2 separate regions of the Homo sapiens genome follow, and region 2 is linked to region 1. The links are chromatin loops, found by intact Hi-C in ENCODE. Cell type or tissue: OCI-LY7. All regions are shown on one strand. Links, peaks and the distances in the headings refer to the core of each region. The heading gives the core; the rest is flanking DNA.

Region 1 (8,342 bases), core at 162-8,161:
CTCAAAATACACACACACACACACACACACACACATTACTGAGATTTGAACACCTGGACTGAGTCCTGGCTTGTCTCTTTCTAGCTGTGTTAGCTTAGATGAGTCACTGAACCCCTCCAAGCCTCTATTTCATCTAGTAAATCAGGGGGAAAATGCCTGCTTCACCCATCTTTGCAATATGCAGTGAAGGTTAAACAAATTAATATTGTGTGTTAAGAACCTTTATAAACTATGAAACTCATACAGATGCCAGGCATTGATATTGCTATGAATTCCTCATGTCACTGGGACATGAAGTGATTCTGCAAAAGCATGTTTGTCCTGTAATTGAAGCTTATCTCTTCAGGGGCCCATTTTGGAAGGAAATTATAATAAAAACTGGTACACCTTTCCCTGTTAGCTTTAACAGACAATAGTGGATGTAATAGATACCCCTGCATCATCACAATACCCATAGAATTTTAGGATGCTAGGACAGAAAGGGGCTGAATACTGAAGGTGCCCAACCTCCTCGTTTGACGGATGAGAATGCTGGGCCCCTGAGAGGCCTGTGCCTTGCTGAAGCTCCCATGGCTGGTGTGGACGGAGCCTGGGCCAGAGGCTCCTGCCCCGCCTCTCCTGCCTGGCTTCTGCTTTGTCCTTCTCCCTCCTGTGACCACTCCCCTTCCTGGACTTTTCACTTTTTCCACCCACCCCTTCTAATCTCTCTTTATCGGGAAACTCTGACCTGCAGGATTCAGCGTACAGTAAATTCTTTAAGAAAGAAGGCGGCCAGGCGTGGTGGCTCACGCCTGTAATCCCAGCACTTTGGGAGGCCGAGGCTGGTGGATCACGAGGTCAGGAGTGGAGACCATCCTGGCTAATGCAGTGAAACCCTGTCTCTACTAAAAATACAAAAAATTAGTTGGGCGTGGTGGTGGGCGCCTGTAGTCCCAGCTACTGGGGAGGCTGAGGCAGGAGAATGGCGTGAACCTGGGAGGCAGAAGTTGCAGTGAGCCAAGATCGCGCCACTGCACTCCAGCCTGGGCAACAGAGCAAGACTATGTCTCAAAAAAAAAAAAAAGAAAGAAAGAAAGAAAGAAGGCTGGGTGCAGTGGCTCACACCCATAATCCCAGAAATTTGGAAGGCCAAAGCGGGAGGATCGTTTGAGCCCAAGAGTTACAGGCTGCAGTGAGTCATGATTGTGCCACTGCACTCCAGCCTGGGTGACAGAGCAAGACCCTGTCTCTAAAAATTAATAATAAAAATAAATAAAATTTAGTTTTTTTAAAAAAAAAAGAAAGAAGGGGTGAGATTTCAATGCAGCACTCCTGACATGGATTAGGGGATCTGGAGGCCTCTGTAGTCATCCAGTTTGGGGTCTGTGTTCTCAAAGTTTGGCTCACAGGGAAGGAAAACATCAGTGCCCTTTAAAATGCCACCTTGATAAGAAATATTTATGTATTTTTTACATCCCATCCCAGACTCCTAATGCCCAAAATGCCCTTCACCTTAGTACAGCCAAATCTCAAATATCCTTTCACAAACTGTTTACAGACCCTCAGGGAGAAAAACACAACTATTAACCTACCCCACCGCACTGGGGGAGTTTAATAACTAGAGTCCATCCTGAGGCTCCATGCTTTTAATAACTCAGTACTGTATAAAATACACCACAGCATGTGAACCAGGTGATACTATCACTAATCATGAAAGGCTTATCAAAATTTAGCAGTCTTGAATTTTATATTTTTCATACTAACTGACAACCTCTAACATCCAGAAACGCCCTTCCTGAGGATTGTGACCCAGAGGGGAATTCCACTGTAAGATTACTGTCTGTCCTGCACCTCCCTCATCCCATCCATAAGCAAGTCAATTTGTCTTTGCCTCCCAAATGCATCCCCCATCAATCCATTCCTCCCCATGCAACAGCCTGAGTCCAAGTCATCACTGAATCTCACCACCTGGGCTCCAAACACATTCTCCTCACTGATTGCCTCGCTTCCATCCTTGCCTCCTACAGTCTGTTCTCCATGCAACTACCAGAGGGATTTAAAAGCTTCATTCGTTCCTGTTATCCCGTTTGATACTCTCTGGGGACTTTCCACTGTTACCTGAGCATAACCCTAACTCTTTTGAGGGGCCACAGGCCCTGCATGATAAGTCCCTACCTTCCTCTGGAACTTCACCTCCTTCTGCTCTCCTCCATGGGCACTCAGGCCCCACTGGTTGTCTTTCTCTCCGCAGTATGCTAGAATTTTTCCCATCTTAAGACCTTGGTACTTGCAGTTCCTTCTAACTGGGACTCCCTTTCCCCATCTCTCCACATTCTTCTCTGTCATTCAAGTCTGTTTGAATGGTGTCTTCTCCGAACAGCCTTCTTTATCCACCCCAGCTGAACTTGCCTTCCCCTTTCCCCGGTCTTTCCCTAGCCTTGCTTCTATTTCACTTTCTTTACTGCACTTATCTAAAATTTTTACTATCTGAAATTTTGCTTCCTGGCGGGGCGGGGTGGCTCACACCTGTGATCATAACACTTTGGGAGGCTGAGGCGGGCAGCTCACTTGAGGTCAGGAGTTTGAGACCGGCCTGGCCAACATGGTGAAACCCCATCTCTACTAAAAATACACAAATTAGCTGGGCTTGGTGGCGCGTGCCTGTAATCCCAGCTACTCGGGAGGCTGAGGCAGGAGAATCGCTTGAACCCAGAAGGCAGAGGATGTTGTGAGCCAAGATCACATCACTGCACTCCAGCAACAGAGCGAGACTCCATCTCAAAAATAATAATAATAATAATAAAATAAAATGAAATTTTGCTTCCTACATTTTTTGCTCATTTGTTTGCCCGCCATGACAGCATCTGTTCTCCACTATGCCAAGAACTATGCTTGTCACACAAGAGATGACATAAAGTCAACGCCAGTTTATTGACTGTTGGCCTGCCTATCTGAACACAGATACAAAAATGAGGATAGCAACTGTCCTTGCCCACTGCTGCGGGAGACAGACAGGTAAAGAGATGTGTTGCAGTTTACAACAGTGGTTGTTTTTAGGAAGCTATGGTGAGGCATTGTCCTCCCTCCCACTATTACCACACGGGTGCATCATGGAGGCCCCCACTGGAGGCGTGGACAAGAGGAGAGGCTTCAGCTTATGCTCCAGCCTCTGCTCTGCAGGCCCAGCCCCCCCCGACACATTGATCTTAGGTCACTTAGTTCCTCTTTCTGAGCCCCTGCCTGCTCTTTGCAAATGGATTAGGCTACTTACGGGACCCCTAGTAGGCTTACTGTGGGTAACGGTATGAGGCAGGTGCTTGGCACCCAGGAAGCACTCGCAGATGCCACCTGTGATTTTCACAGCGCCAGCTCCCTTTTGGTCACCAGGCCCGAGAGATGCTGCAGGGACCTGCAGAGATGACAAGAGTCCCAGTGACTCCTGTTCTTTCACTCTTGGTCCATGAACTTTCTGTTGTTTTTCTTTTTGAGATGAAGTCTTGCTCTGTCACCCAGGCTGGAGTGCAGTGGCATGATCTCGGCTCACTGTAACCTCTGCCTCCCGAGTTCAAGCGATTCTCCTGCCTCAGCCTCCCAAGTATCTGGGATTACAGGCACGTGCCACCAAGCCTGGTTAATGTTTATATTTTTAGTAGAGATGGGGTTTCACCATGGCCAGGCTGGTCTCCATCTCCTGACCTCAGGTGTTCTGCCTGCCTCAGCCTCCCAAAGTGCTGGGATTACAGGCGTGAGCCACCGTGCCCAGCCATGGTCCATGAACTTTCATCCTTCATTTTCAGCCGTTCCTTTCTCACTTCTTAACATTGTCATCAAAAATCAGTAATTAGAGAGAGTAGGGCTCTACAGGGTAGTGTGTCCGGGATCCCAGGCAGCTGTGTTTCATGCAACCCACCCTGACCACCTTGCGGATGTTCCTGTGACCTAACGGGTTTGGACAAAGACATTTGCCACCAGGGGGCATTTTTCAGGCAGCATAGCTCCGCCTGGTGGTCACAGGTTTGTTACAAGGATCTGTGCCACCAAAAAAGAAAAACTACACTGCATAAAGATGCTCATAATATCTAATCCCATGTAATTTTACACCTAGGAATGTATCCTAAATGAAAAAAGCAAAATGATATATGGGTGAACATGTTTGTTGCATTTGTCTATAATGGCAAATCTTGGAAACAAACTAATTGTGCAATAATGAGAGAATATAAATTGTGTTACACGAACATGAGAATATAAAGTAGCCATAAAATGTTAGGTAGGAAGACATGGGAAATTCCTAACAGGATATTAAGAATTCACACCACTGAAATGCTATGAAGGGATTACACAATTTAAATTTTCATTTTCTTTGTGTAGTGACATTAAGGGTAATTTTTTAAATTAAATTTTGTCCTTGACAGTTATTTTGTCTTTTCAATTACTCCCAATCTCTTGAAGAAACAACTTAATCTTTTATCTAACTGTGGTATTGTCTATCATCAGTATGTAATGATAGTGACTATTATAGTGACCTAAATATGTATAATGTGCATGTAAATATGTAAATAATATATACTATATGTGTGTATATATAATGGTAACATGTATATATATTATATATACACACAAAGTATTGGTTCATCATTTATTTTATAGCTATTATAAAGCATTTGCTATGACCTAAAAGGCCACATAATATTCTTATTTAAGATTTTATTACGAGCTGTAGAGCCAGATAGTTCTCTTTTGTTTCAGTCTAGTTCCGTAACCACCTATTTTGGCTGCCTCTTTGGAAAACCAATGTAAAGTTACAATTATGCAGAAGACACTTGGGACAGTCGTTGAGAGCAAATTGATCTTACTCGCTGAGTGTTCTCCTACTCAATTTATGAACTGTGGTTGAAATTAAGCTTGTCTTATAAATGGTTCCAACAGCAATTTTACTCTGCTGTTGTTTCAAGGATCACACTACATCTTACTGGTTTACACTAAGAAGTTGGTAGATTGATATCTTTATATATTATATATGTCGGAGGATGTTCAGAATGCAGTTTTAATAATATTTTAGGTATTTTTATATCAGATGTGTGTGTATTATTCATTGTCAATAATCATCAGTTATTTAAAACTGTACAACAGATTATAATCCTACTTTTGCTTTTCAAATCTATGCTTATAAATTAGAAATGATATATTCTCTTGGCCAATCATAATCTGATTATTTGAATATTTATTTTCTCAGCTCCCTAGATTGTAGGGGTTTATGATAGTGGTGTCTGCCTTTCACTCTAAAGGATTAAATGTTTTTACGTGAGTAGAAATAAATAATGAAAGTGAAACTCCAGGTGTTGTCTAATGCTATTAAATTAGCTTACATTAATCTCTGTCTGAAAAGTGCCCAAATAGATAGACTTCTGAAGGTTTACTAGAGGCAACAGGATATTTATTTCTTTAGGGACTCCATTATTGGAGCCATTTCCCCTGGTGCCAGCTGCTCTTATTATCCAATATTTTCTACAGGCCTAGGGCTTACAACAGAGAGCCATTGGAAGAATGTAAGCATCACCTCTCATTTTATAATAGCAATTGGGAATTTGGGGATTGGAGCTATATGTGCAAAAAGTGATTACTTTGCCACTTTATAGACAGCAAAACTGAGGTGTACCCAGTTTGTGATTTATTTAAGACAACAGTGCAGTTCAGGGACAGCCCTAGAATGAAACCCAATCATTTCTGAGCCTCTAGTAGAGTGCCTGGTCCATGAATCGTCCTATCACTGACATGGATAAAACTAAGTGAAATTGAACTTTTACCAGAACTTTTGAAAACCCAGACTTCTCTTTAATTATGACAATAATTTTAAAAATCTTTTTACTTCTAAGTCATGCAAACAATAAACAGGGATTTAATGAAATATATATCATGACAGGAATTCAACATACAGTGAATCCCTGTACCTTGGCACCCAACCTCCCAAAGGAGAAAGAGTAGAAATATAGATACACTTTTTATCACAAATGTAATTTTACAATTACACTGTTTTGCTTGTTGCCTTTTCTTGGTTTAACAATATATTACGGAGGTCATTCCATGATACTACAAAAAGATTTGCCTTATTTTTTTTACTGGTTATCTATATCCCATTGGCACAGGATTCAACCTACTCATCATAATTTGAGTAGCCCCCTACTAGTTCCCTAAGGCAAATTATGCTATAGTGGTTGTCCTTGACTCAGATTTTTGTGCACTTGTGAAATTATTGTATTAAAAGATATGTGTCATTTAATTTTTTCATCAATGTGAATAAGTTGTTTTTATTCATTTATATGTGTTCTGTCTGTTTTATTCCACCTACACAAGCCAACTTATTGCCTTGATCTTCTGGAGTTAAAGCTACTGATCTTGGCACGTGATAAATAATTTTTTCCCATGCAAAACAGTACTTTCTAAAAACAAAATAAATGATTAGCATTTTTCTTATTATTTTCATTTGAGTTTTATGTGCTCAATGTATCTCTAGCTAAGAAGTGGTAAGAATGATTCCTAGGTTCCATGTACAGCCATGCACCACATAACAACATTGCAGTCAACAACAGACCTCATGTACAAAGGTGGTCCCACAAGATTATAATGCAGCTGAAAAATTTCTATCACCCGGTGACGTCAGAGCCTCATAGCACAATGCATTACTCACATCTTTGTGGTGATGCTGGTATAAACAAACCTAATGTGCTGCCAATCGTATAAAAGTCTAGCACATATAATTATGTTTAGTACATAATACTTGATAATATAAATGACTTTGTTACTGGTTTATGTATTTACTATGCTATATTTTTATAATTATTTTAGAGGGTGCTCCTTCTATTTATTATAAAACAAAATTTACTGCAAAACATCCTCAGGCAGGTCCTTCAGGAGGTACTGCCGAAGAAGGCATTGTTTTCCTAGGAGATGACAGCTCCATGGATGTTACTGCCCCTGAAGACCTTCCAGTGGGACAAGATGTGGAGTTGGAAGATGGAGATATTGATGGTCCTGAGCCTGTGTAGGCTTACGCTAATATATGCATTTGTGTCTTAGTTTTTAACAAAAAAGCTTAAAAAGTAAAAAAGTAAATAAAAATTTTAAAAATAGAAAAAAGCTTTTAGAATAATGATATAAAGAAAAACCATGTTTGAACAGCTTTACAGTGTATGTGCATTTTAGGCTAAGTGTTATTACAAAAGAGTCAAAAAGTTTGAAAAAATCAAAAAGTTTGTCAAGTAAAACGGTTATGGTAAGCTGAAGTTAACTTATCTTGAGCACAGAAAAATTTTTTTAAATAAATTTAGTGTAGCCTAAGTGTATGGTGTTTCTAAAGTCTATAGTAGTGTACAGTCATGTCGTAGGCCCTCACATTCACTCATCATTCACTGACTTACCCAGAGGAGCCTCCAGTCCTGCAGGCTTCATTCATGGTAAGTACCCCGTGCAGGTGTACCGTTTTTTATCTTTTATACCGTATTTTAACTGTACCTTGTTAATGTGTAGATATGATTAGATTCACAAATACTTAGCATTGTGTTATAACTTCCTACAGTATTCAGTACAGTAACATGCTCTACAGGTTTGTAGCCTAGGAACAGTAGGCTACACCATATGGCCTCGGTGGGTAGTAGGCTATGCCTACACTCCATGATGTTTGCACAATGATGAAATTTCCTAATAAAGCATTTGTCAGAACGTATCCCCATCATTAAGCAATGCATGACTGGATATCCATATATGTATATATGTATGTGTGTTTGTATATACAACAGTGTTGTGGTAGGGTTTTCATTGTTTTATTTTGCCAGCATTTATCTTCACCATTGTTATCTAGAGTTTTAAAATCAGAATATGAACTTTCCTTCTATAAAAACATCTAAATTTATCCTCTGAGATATATTCCATGTTATGTTAGTTTTTTAAAAATGTTCTTCCTCTCTTTTGGTAAAAATTTTATTGAGATATAATTCACATACCATACAACCCACCCATTTAAGTATACAATGTGGTGGTTTTCAGTATATTCCGAGTTGTGGAAAACTGTCACCACAATCCGTTTTAGAACATTTTCATCACCCCTGAAAGAAACCCAGATTCTTTATCTCCCACCCATAATGCTGCCATTCCTGTCATTTCAATTTTGAAAGATATCTTTTCCCTCCAAGGCAGCTGGATTAGTTATATTTCACCTGGAGTCCATCGAGTGACAGTTTCCTTATACTCTTCCTGTATTATCAGAACATTTCATCTTTATCAGCCTTGCAGGTGAAAAATGATTGCCTGCTTCCATCTGCAAGGGCACTGACCGTCTTTTCATGTTCTTGGCCGTTTGTGTCGCCTCT
Region 2 (8,342 bases), core at 159-8,158, 670 kb before region 1:
AATAAAGGCTTTAAAAAACCTGTAGTTAAAAAAAGATACAATTAGTGAGTTCTTTTTCACGTCAGGGAATTGTCACTTTCCTTCCCTCTGCCTGGAAGACAGTGCTGGAGACTCACAGCCAAAGTACATACTCAACCCTTCCAAGTTTTTATCGTAGGATCTTATTTATTTTTTCCATGGTCCTTGCACAATCTGAAATTGCCTAGGATGTGAATTTCCTAAGTACAGAGACTATGTGTGATGTGTTTACTGCTGTCACACTGTGCTGGCACAAAGTAGATGATCAGTGAACACCTGTTGAGAAATGAATGCCTAGGAAAAAAAAAGAAAAGGACTTTCTTGGGCCAAACTGGCCAAAATATGGAAGGCTCAAAGGAATATAAGTAATGTGTGTACCAGCATTCTGCAATTTTACAATCATATTCAGATTTTGGGGGTTAATATTTACTACTTGGCAGAGAAATGCCTTTTTGAGATCATAGGTAAAATGCTAGGGGATTGTCATTCTGCTAAGAAAGCCTCTTGCAAGGTCTTCTGTGATGAGGACTTTAGATCTTTAACATAAATAACAGGTAGGGAAACATCAGAAAAACTAGTTTGAATAGATCAGGTTTCCTGAAAAGGATTCTTTGTGTGCTCTACGGCAAATTCTGTGGTAAAATCCATGTGTACACTTTCCAATAGGCTTTGCCATAATAACTAAAGTTTAATCCACTATTAAGTATATAAAAAAAGCAAAGGGAAGCAAATAACATGTTTTTTAAAATACGGAATTTTAGTTATAGCCCTAAATTAATGTCATATTCCCAAGGGACTTATAATGCATTTGAAATTTAAATAGCACAAAGAGGGTTGCAGGCATTTTATTTTACTAATGTTTTCGCCACAGCAAACATAATTGCCTGGGGGAATTTACCACAGGTCTAGGGACAGAATTTATGATTTTGTTTCATTTCCCATAATTTTTGCCACTAGAAAACAAAAAGCAGAGCAATCTCAAATCTCAGTAAAAACAGACTTTCAAGGCAAACTTACAAAAGGAGTGTGCATTATTGAGACAAAAACAGCCAACGCAGTTTATGCCTTTTTTTTCTTTAGGGTGTTAGCTATAGTACTCCAAATTGTAACCAAATTTTAGAAGAACAAAAAGAAGTCCTTCAGCTCTTGAATATTAAAGCCAAAAGTAAATCATAGGCCATTTTCAAGAACGGTAACCAACTATGTAATCTACATTGGAGGAGGCGGTGTTGATGGTATTTAGTAACTGCAGGCAATGTGTCATGAACCCTGCTAAGGGAGGAAAGACAGTTAAGGCTGGCTCTAAGCAACACGGCCAGAAGCTAGAGTGGTCTGCCTTTGGGCCTTTGGTTGTTCTGTTCCATTTTCCCTGCTCAGGATGAAAGGATTACCATTCTCCCTGGAACCAGGTTGGTGGTGGCAAAGCAGCAGCGGAAGGATGAGGAGAAGCTGGGCGGTCCTGAGCCTCTGTATGTGGAGCAGGACTTATGGGGCACACGTACCCAGGAGCTGGGCAGTGTGTTTGAAATGGGGAGGTATGGCTCCCCATCACTGGATGGAGATGCCTGCACACACACCCCCAGCCTTACGCAGATCCAGGACAAAACGCCTAGGAAGACAAAGATCCCATTGATCCTTGATGCCGTGGGTGCTCTTGTGAAAATCGCCCCTTTGCCTTCTATATTATTTCAATCCCTGGTTACGTTTCTAAAAATTATGGTAAAATACACATAAAATTTACCACCGTAACAATTTTTAAACAGTGTTAAGTACATTTACATTGTTGTGCAACAATCACCACCATCCACCTCCAGAACTCTTTCCATTTTGTGAAACTAAAACTTTGTACCCATTAAACATCAACTCCACATTCCCCCTGCCCCCAGCCCCTGGCAACCACCATCCGACTTCTTGTCTCCATCAACTTGACTAGTCTAGGTACCTTGTATGAGTGGAATTGTACAGTATTTGTCTTTTTGTGACTGGCTTATTTCATTTAGCATAATGTCCTCATGGTTCATCCATGTTGTGGCATGTATCAGGATTTTTTTTTTTTTGGCTGAATAATATTCCATTGTAGGGATAGATCATATTTGGTTTATCCATTCACCCATCAGCAGACACTTCGTTGCTTTTCCCTTTTGGCTGGTGTAAATAATGCTACTATTAACATGGGTGTGCGTATATCTGTTTGAGTCCCTGCTTTCCATTCTTTTGGGAATATACCCAGAAGAAAAATTGCTGGAGCATATGGTAGTTCTGTCTTTAGTTTTCTGGGGAGCCTCCACACTGTTTTCTTCAGTGGCTGTACCATCTCATATTCACATCACAGTGCACAAGGGTTCCATTTACCTTGCTTCTGGTCACATTTTATGTGACTGGAACACGTCTGCTTCATTGTAAAGAATACTATCACATCTGGTTACTTTTTTCTCTCTCCTCGAAAGCATCCATCTCATGTCAATTTTTTTCTTATCAACAGCCCAAGTCTCAGTGTGGGTTTTGTTCTGGGAGTGCAGAGGACAGCCAGGTCACCAAGAATATGCCTTAATGTTTATAATTATCATAAATTATATATGTATGGCATTTTTCAGTTTATAAAACACACTTGCATTTATTACATCTTTGATTCCTGTCCTACAAGGGAGGTGACACAGTTTTTCTTATTCCCCTTCCTTTTTGATGGAGAAACTGTGCCTCACAGAAGCTAAGTAACCTGCTCAGGTTATATAGCCAATGTAAGACCAGAAAAAATATCTTCTGGCTTTGACATATTTGGTGCTTTTCCCATCCCACTGTGAGACTTCTCAAGCCAACTCCATAGACACATGCACAGAGACTAGTGTGGTTATTCTCCTTCCAGATTTAGAGAGACTGCATATTCTAGGAAAAAAAAAACTCCTGACTTAAATACTTTAAAATACTATAAAATATCCAATGAATAGCTGTGATGGATGCTGCTTGTGAGATCTCTGCAAATTCCCTTGGTCCCACTGTTTGTTCCAGCTGCTGTTGCAGCAACCGATTTCAAGAGGCTTAGACCAGCCTCATGCCAGTGTAACCAGGCAGTACCCTCACCTTGATTATGCCCTGTGGATCTCTCGCTTTCCTCCCTGAAGAATCTCTGGCATCATGGCATGGGGTACCTGTAGACACTTCTCATCTCTCACACATGCACACTCTAGCTGAGTGGGTGAGTTAAAACTCCTGCACCGCCCTTGACCAATAGAAAATGGAAGCCAGTGGCTAAAAGAGTGTCCCCTTTCATCTCCCAGGAGGATATTTCTGAGACGCATTTTTTAATCTTCCCCAATTTAAATCTTCTAATTTAAAAGTAAACTTTACTGTGGAAAATGCAAACTTGAGGAGGGCAGAAAGATCACACACAAGGCTGCCACTTCACACCTGGAGGGTTGCACAGCGGCTGGGCAGAGGCGCTCCTCACTTCCCAGGCGGTGTGGCCACCAGAGGGCGCTCCTTATGTTTCAGACGGTGCCGCCACCAGGCAGAGGTGCTCTGAGATGCGTTTTATAACATGTTCTTTCAAAGGACCTGGAAAGATCCGATGCCATTCACCTTCTGAGTGGCCAACTCAATAAAGCATCCAATATTTTACATGACCTCCTTCCATGTTCTACAACTGCCTTCTATATAGCTGCTTTTTGGGATCATTTACCCAGTAATCTACTTGAACATGAACTTCCTCTTACACCCCCTCGTTCTCTGCTTTTAGGGCAACCTGTGCTAAGACAGTTCTAGAAGTAGCTCTGGAAAACAGCCCCTCAGGATGGGATTTTGGCTGGATCACTTTCCAGTCAGACAGCAATAAGGACTCCATTGCTAGCATACATTGAGAGTGATAATCCTGGTACGCAGTGGCACCAAAATTAATAAGATTCTCTTGGCCGGGCGCAGTGGCTCACGCCTGTAATCCCAGCACTTTGGGAGGCCGAGGCGGGTGGATCATGAGGTCAGGAGATCGAGACCATCCTGGCTAACAAGGTGAAACCCCGTCTCTACTAAAAATACAAAAAATTAGCCGGGAGCGGTGGTGGGCACCTGTAGTCCCAGCTACTCGGGAGGCTGAGGCAGGAGAATGGCGTGAACCCGGGAAGCGGAGCTTGCAGTGAGCCGAGATTGCGCCACTGCAGTCCGCAGTCCGGCCTGGGCGACAGAGCGAGACTCCGTCTCAAAAAAAAAAAAAAAAAAAAAAAAAAGATTCTCTCATCTGATGGATTAGACTGAGGCAAAAATGGAAATGAAAGCATTGAGATTTGAAGTATGTTTAAAATGTAACAGTTTGGGGAAAATAATTATAAGGATTGTGGCAGAGCTTCCCAGGAGACTGATGGCACAGCCTCAACTGGTCTCCCGTGTCAGAATCAGGGCTCTGATACAAGACAAGAAGGTCCTGAGGTCTTGGATAGGGATGTTAGGGCTGACAAGCCTGAGTATTTTGAATCCCTAGATTTCCTTGAACATCTGGGCTGGTAGAAGCAGGTCATTCCCTCTTGCTAGAGGAGAGAAAACTCCACTTGCTTGATTTCCTGTGTAAATATCACCTAAGGCTTATGCCCCATGACGTGGTGTTGTGCTCTTCAAGATCTGCCCACGTGGTCCCGCCATTGCCTCCATGCTGGTACCCAATGTTGGCTTTCAGCTCGGCCTGAGCAGAAAAATACAGACCCTCCTCCAGGAATAAGAAGCTTATACATACACTCACAAACCTGCATGCCCACACACGTATATACATATATTTTGTGGCAAAACCTTCTCAGGTATGTGTGCTAACCTATTGGCTAATGTGGTGCTGTGTGGTCAATAGCTAAAATATATTGGTCCAAGAACCACAGAACAGAAGAAGGAGTAGGTCCTCTCATCAATACTCCCAGTGACCCACTCATAATGTGTGCTTCCTCTGAAACCTTGGACTTTGCTGGATTAGAGGCTCTGATCACTGCAATAGTTCCAAAGAACTTGAAGGTACAACTACCATCTGGTCACTTTGAGCTTCCCATGCCAATAGACCAGCAGGCAAAGAAAGTAGTTATTATTCTGGCAGGAGATGTTGATCCTGGTTATCGTGAGGAGCTACAATTGTTGCTGCGCAAGGTGGGCAGGAGTATGCCAGAATGCAGGGGAGTGCTTCCATGACCAGCAACAGCAATGAATGGGCAATTGAAGAGGTCATGGCTAAACAGAGACAAGGCCACTAAGGGGCCAAGCCCCACCTGACAAGTAAACTAGCCTGGCCAAAGTCTTGGCAGAGGTAAAGAAAATCTGGAATGGAAAATAGAGGAGGAAAATGTTCATTATCAGTTACCTTCTAGGCACCAGGCACAACAGAAGAGGCTGTAGCTTGGTCCTCTAACCCACTGGTATTAAGGCTTTTTAGAGATTACTGCTGGCTGCCACTGAGAATGGAACTATTTTACGAATTGAGTTTAGTAGGAAGCACAAGAGATATGAGCGACGCAAGGAGATGTATCTGTGATGCATTTTATAAGAGCCCAGCAAGATCAAGCATAAGTCATCTGGAGCAGTGGCTAACTTGATAATGAATTTTAATATTGTTTTTCCCCCCTTCACTCATGTCTTTTTGCTGTTCCCTGGGATCATTTCCCAAATAAATTACCTGCACATAAGATTTTGTCTCATGGTCTGCATTTAGGAGAACTCAGGCCATAATGACACATTTAAATGCATAGCTAAATTCACAAGAAAGTAAGCCAGGCACTAAAAGAAAAAGAGAAAGATGAGGCCAGAGTGGTAAGTAAGTGGGTACAGTACTCAATAAATAGATGACCTATAAACTAGGGTTTTGATGTTTTGTGGGTAGAAGATTAGATCTTTGGTTTCTACAACCGGAGATGTCGGAGCTAAAATCTCTGCATAAAGCCTTTAAGGGCTGCATCATCAGTAAAAGTGTGGATTATAAAAAGACCAACCCATCAGTAAAATGAGTCCAGGAAAAAAAAAAGATCTCTAAATAAACAATTGCAAATATATTAGGAAATATCCCACAGTGTGAGAGTCAGCAGAAAAAGTGTTACAAATTGATATGGTGTAGATCTGTGTCCCATCAAATCTCACGTTGAATCCCCAATGTTGGAAGTGGGGCTGGGTGGGAGGTGATTGGATCATGGGGGTGGATCCTTCATGAATGGTTTAGCACCATTCCTTTGGTGCTGCTCTCATGATAGTGAGTGAGTTCTCACAAGATCTGGTTATTTAAAACTGTGTAGCACGTCCCCGCTCTCTTTCTTGCTATTGCTCTGGCCATGTGAGATGCTTTTCTCCCCCTTTGCCTTCTGCCCTGCTTCTTGAAGCTTCCCCAGAAGCAGAAGCTGCTATGGTTCCTGTACAGCCTGCAGAACCATGAGCCAATGAAACCTCTTTTCTCATAAATTACCCAGTCTCAGGTATTCCTTTATAGTAATGCAAGAATGGACTAACACAGAAAATTGGAACCAAGGAGTAGGGCATTACTATAAAGACACTGGAACATGTGGAAGTGACTTTGGAATTGGGTAACAGGCAGAGGTTGGAAGAGTTTGGAGGGCTCAGAAGAAAACAGGAAGATGAGGGAAGGTTTGGAACTTCCTAGAGACTGGCTAAATGGCAGTGATCAAAATGCTGATAGAAATATGGACAGAGAAGGCCAGGATGAGGAGGTGTCACATAAAAACGAGGAACTTATTGGGAACCAGAGCAAAGGTCAGTTTTGTTGTCTTAGCTGTGAACTTGGCTGCATTGTGCCCCTGCCATAGGGATCTGTAAAACCTCGACCTGGAGAGTGATGATTTAGCCTTCTGGTGGAAGAAATTTCTAAGCAGTAAAGTATTCAATATTTGTCCTGGCTGCTTCTAACAGCCTATGCTCATATGCATGAGCAAATAAATGATCTAAGGTTGGAACTTATATTTAAAGGGGAAGCAGAGCATAAAAGTTTGGAAAGTTTGCAGACTGACCATATAGAGAAAAGAAAAGCCCATTTTCAGGGGATGAATCCAAGCAGTCTGTGGAGCAAGCATTTGCTAGAGAAATTTGCGAGACTAAAAAGGCAAGTGCCAATAGCCAAGACAAAGGGGAAAAGGCCTCAAAGAGGACTTTTGAGACCTCACATTTCAGAGACCTTGTGGCAGCCTCTCCCATCACAGGCCCAAAGGCCTGGGACAAGAGAATGGTTTAGTGTGCCAGGCCCAGGGACGTGCTACCCTGTGCAGCCTGCTACTGTGTGCAGTCTCAGGACACTGCTCCCCATATCCCAGGCACTCTAGCTCTAACTCCAGTTGTGGCTCAGAGGGGCCCAAGTGAAGCTTGGGCCATTGCTTCAGAGGGTGCAAGCCATGAGCCTTGGTGACTTCCATGTGGTGTTAAGTCTGTGGGTGCACGGAATGCAAGAGTGGAAGTTTGGAGCTTCTGCCTAGATTTAAGAGAATGTATGGAAAAGCGTGGATGTCCAGAGAGAAGCCTAATGCAGGGGTGGAGCCCTCATGGAGAACCTCTATTAGGGCAGTGGGAAGGGGAAATGTGGGGTAGGAGCCCCACAGAGAGTCCCCACTGGGACATTGCCTAGTGGAGCTGTGAGAAGAGGACCACCATCCACTAGACCCTAGAATAGTTGATCCATCAAGTGCTTCCACCCCGCACCTGGAAAAGCCACAGGTGCTCAACGCCAGCCCATGAGAGCAGCCATGGGGGTTGAACCCTGCAAAGACACAAGGGCAGAGCTGCCCAAGGCCCTGGGAGCCCACCTCTCATACCAGTGTGCACTGGGTGTGAAACATGGAGTCAAGGAGATTATTTTGGAGCTTTAAGATTTAGTGACTGTCCTGCTGGGTTTCAGATTTGCATGGGGCCTATAGCCCCTTTCTTTTGTCAGAGTTCTCCTTTTTGGAATGGGAATATTTACTCAACCCTTGTACCCTTATTGCATCTTGGAAGTAACTAATTTGTTTTTGACTTCACAGGCTCATAGGTGGAAGGGACTTGTCTTGTCTCAAATGAGACGTTGGACTTTTGAGTTAATGCTGGAATGAGTTAAGACTTTGAAGGACAGTTGAGAAGGGATGATTGTATTTTGCAATGTGAGAAAGACATGAGATTTGGGGAGACTGGCTTTGGATCTGTGTCCCCATCCAAATCTCAAGTGAAATTGTAATCCCCAGTGTTGGAGGTGGGGCCTGGTGGGAGGTGGTTGGATCATGGGGGTGGATTTTTCCATGTATGGCTCAGCACCATCCTCTTGGTGTTGTTCTCATGATAGTGGGTGAGTTCTCACAAGATCTGGTTGTTTAAAAGCATGTAGCACCTCCCCCCAT

The links. Hi-C counts contacts between places; a loop is a spot of excess contacts. Peaks named below come from ENCODE experiments on the same cell type or tissue, not always from the same donor. Only the 100,000 strongest peaks of a DNase experiment are listed, where the experiment ranks them.
Region 2: it touches region 1 in a loop (6-fold over the local background); 2 of 110 quality-filtered maps call a loop at or near these places.

What each region holds. Positions count from the first base shown.
Region 1 is chr13:29,468,578-29,476,919 of GRCh38, forward strand. The region is part of intron 9 of MTUS2 (microtubule associated scaffold protein 2); the gene reads left to right. It overlaps MTUS2-AS1 (MTUS2 antisense RNA 1), which reads right to left. Exons shown (of 3, transcript NR_046378.1): 3 at 7,938-8,342. Among named protein-coding and RNA genes, the nearest start is that of MTUS2-AS1, 15 kb to the right of the region's middle. In OCI-LY7, for the core only: CTCF peaks have their summits at 3,982 and 4,190; DNase peaks (open chromatin) are centred at 3,224 and 3,964.
Region 2 is chr13:28,801,919-28,810,260 of GRCh38, forward strand. No RefSeq gene overlaps it. Among named protein-coding and RNA genes, the nearest start is that of MTUS2, 14 kb to the right of the region's middle. In OCI-LY7, for the core only: a CTCF peak has its summit at 3,485 (motif pointing right); a DNase peak (open chromatin) is centred at 3,503.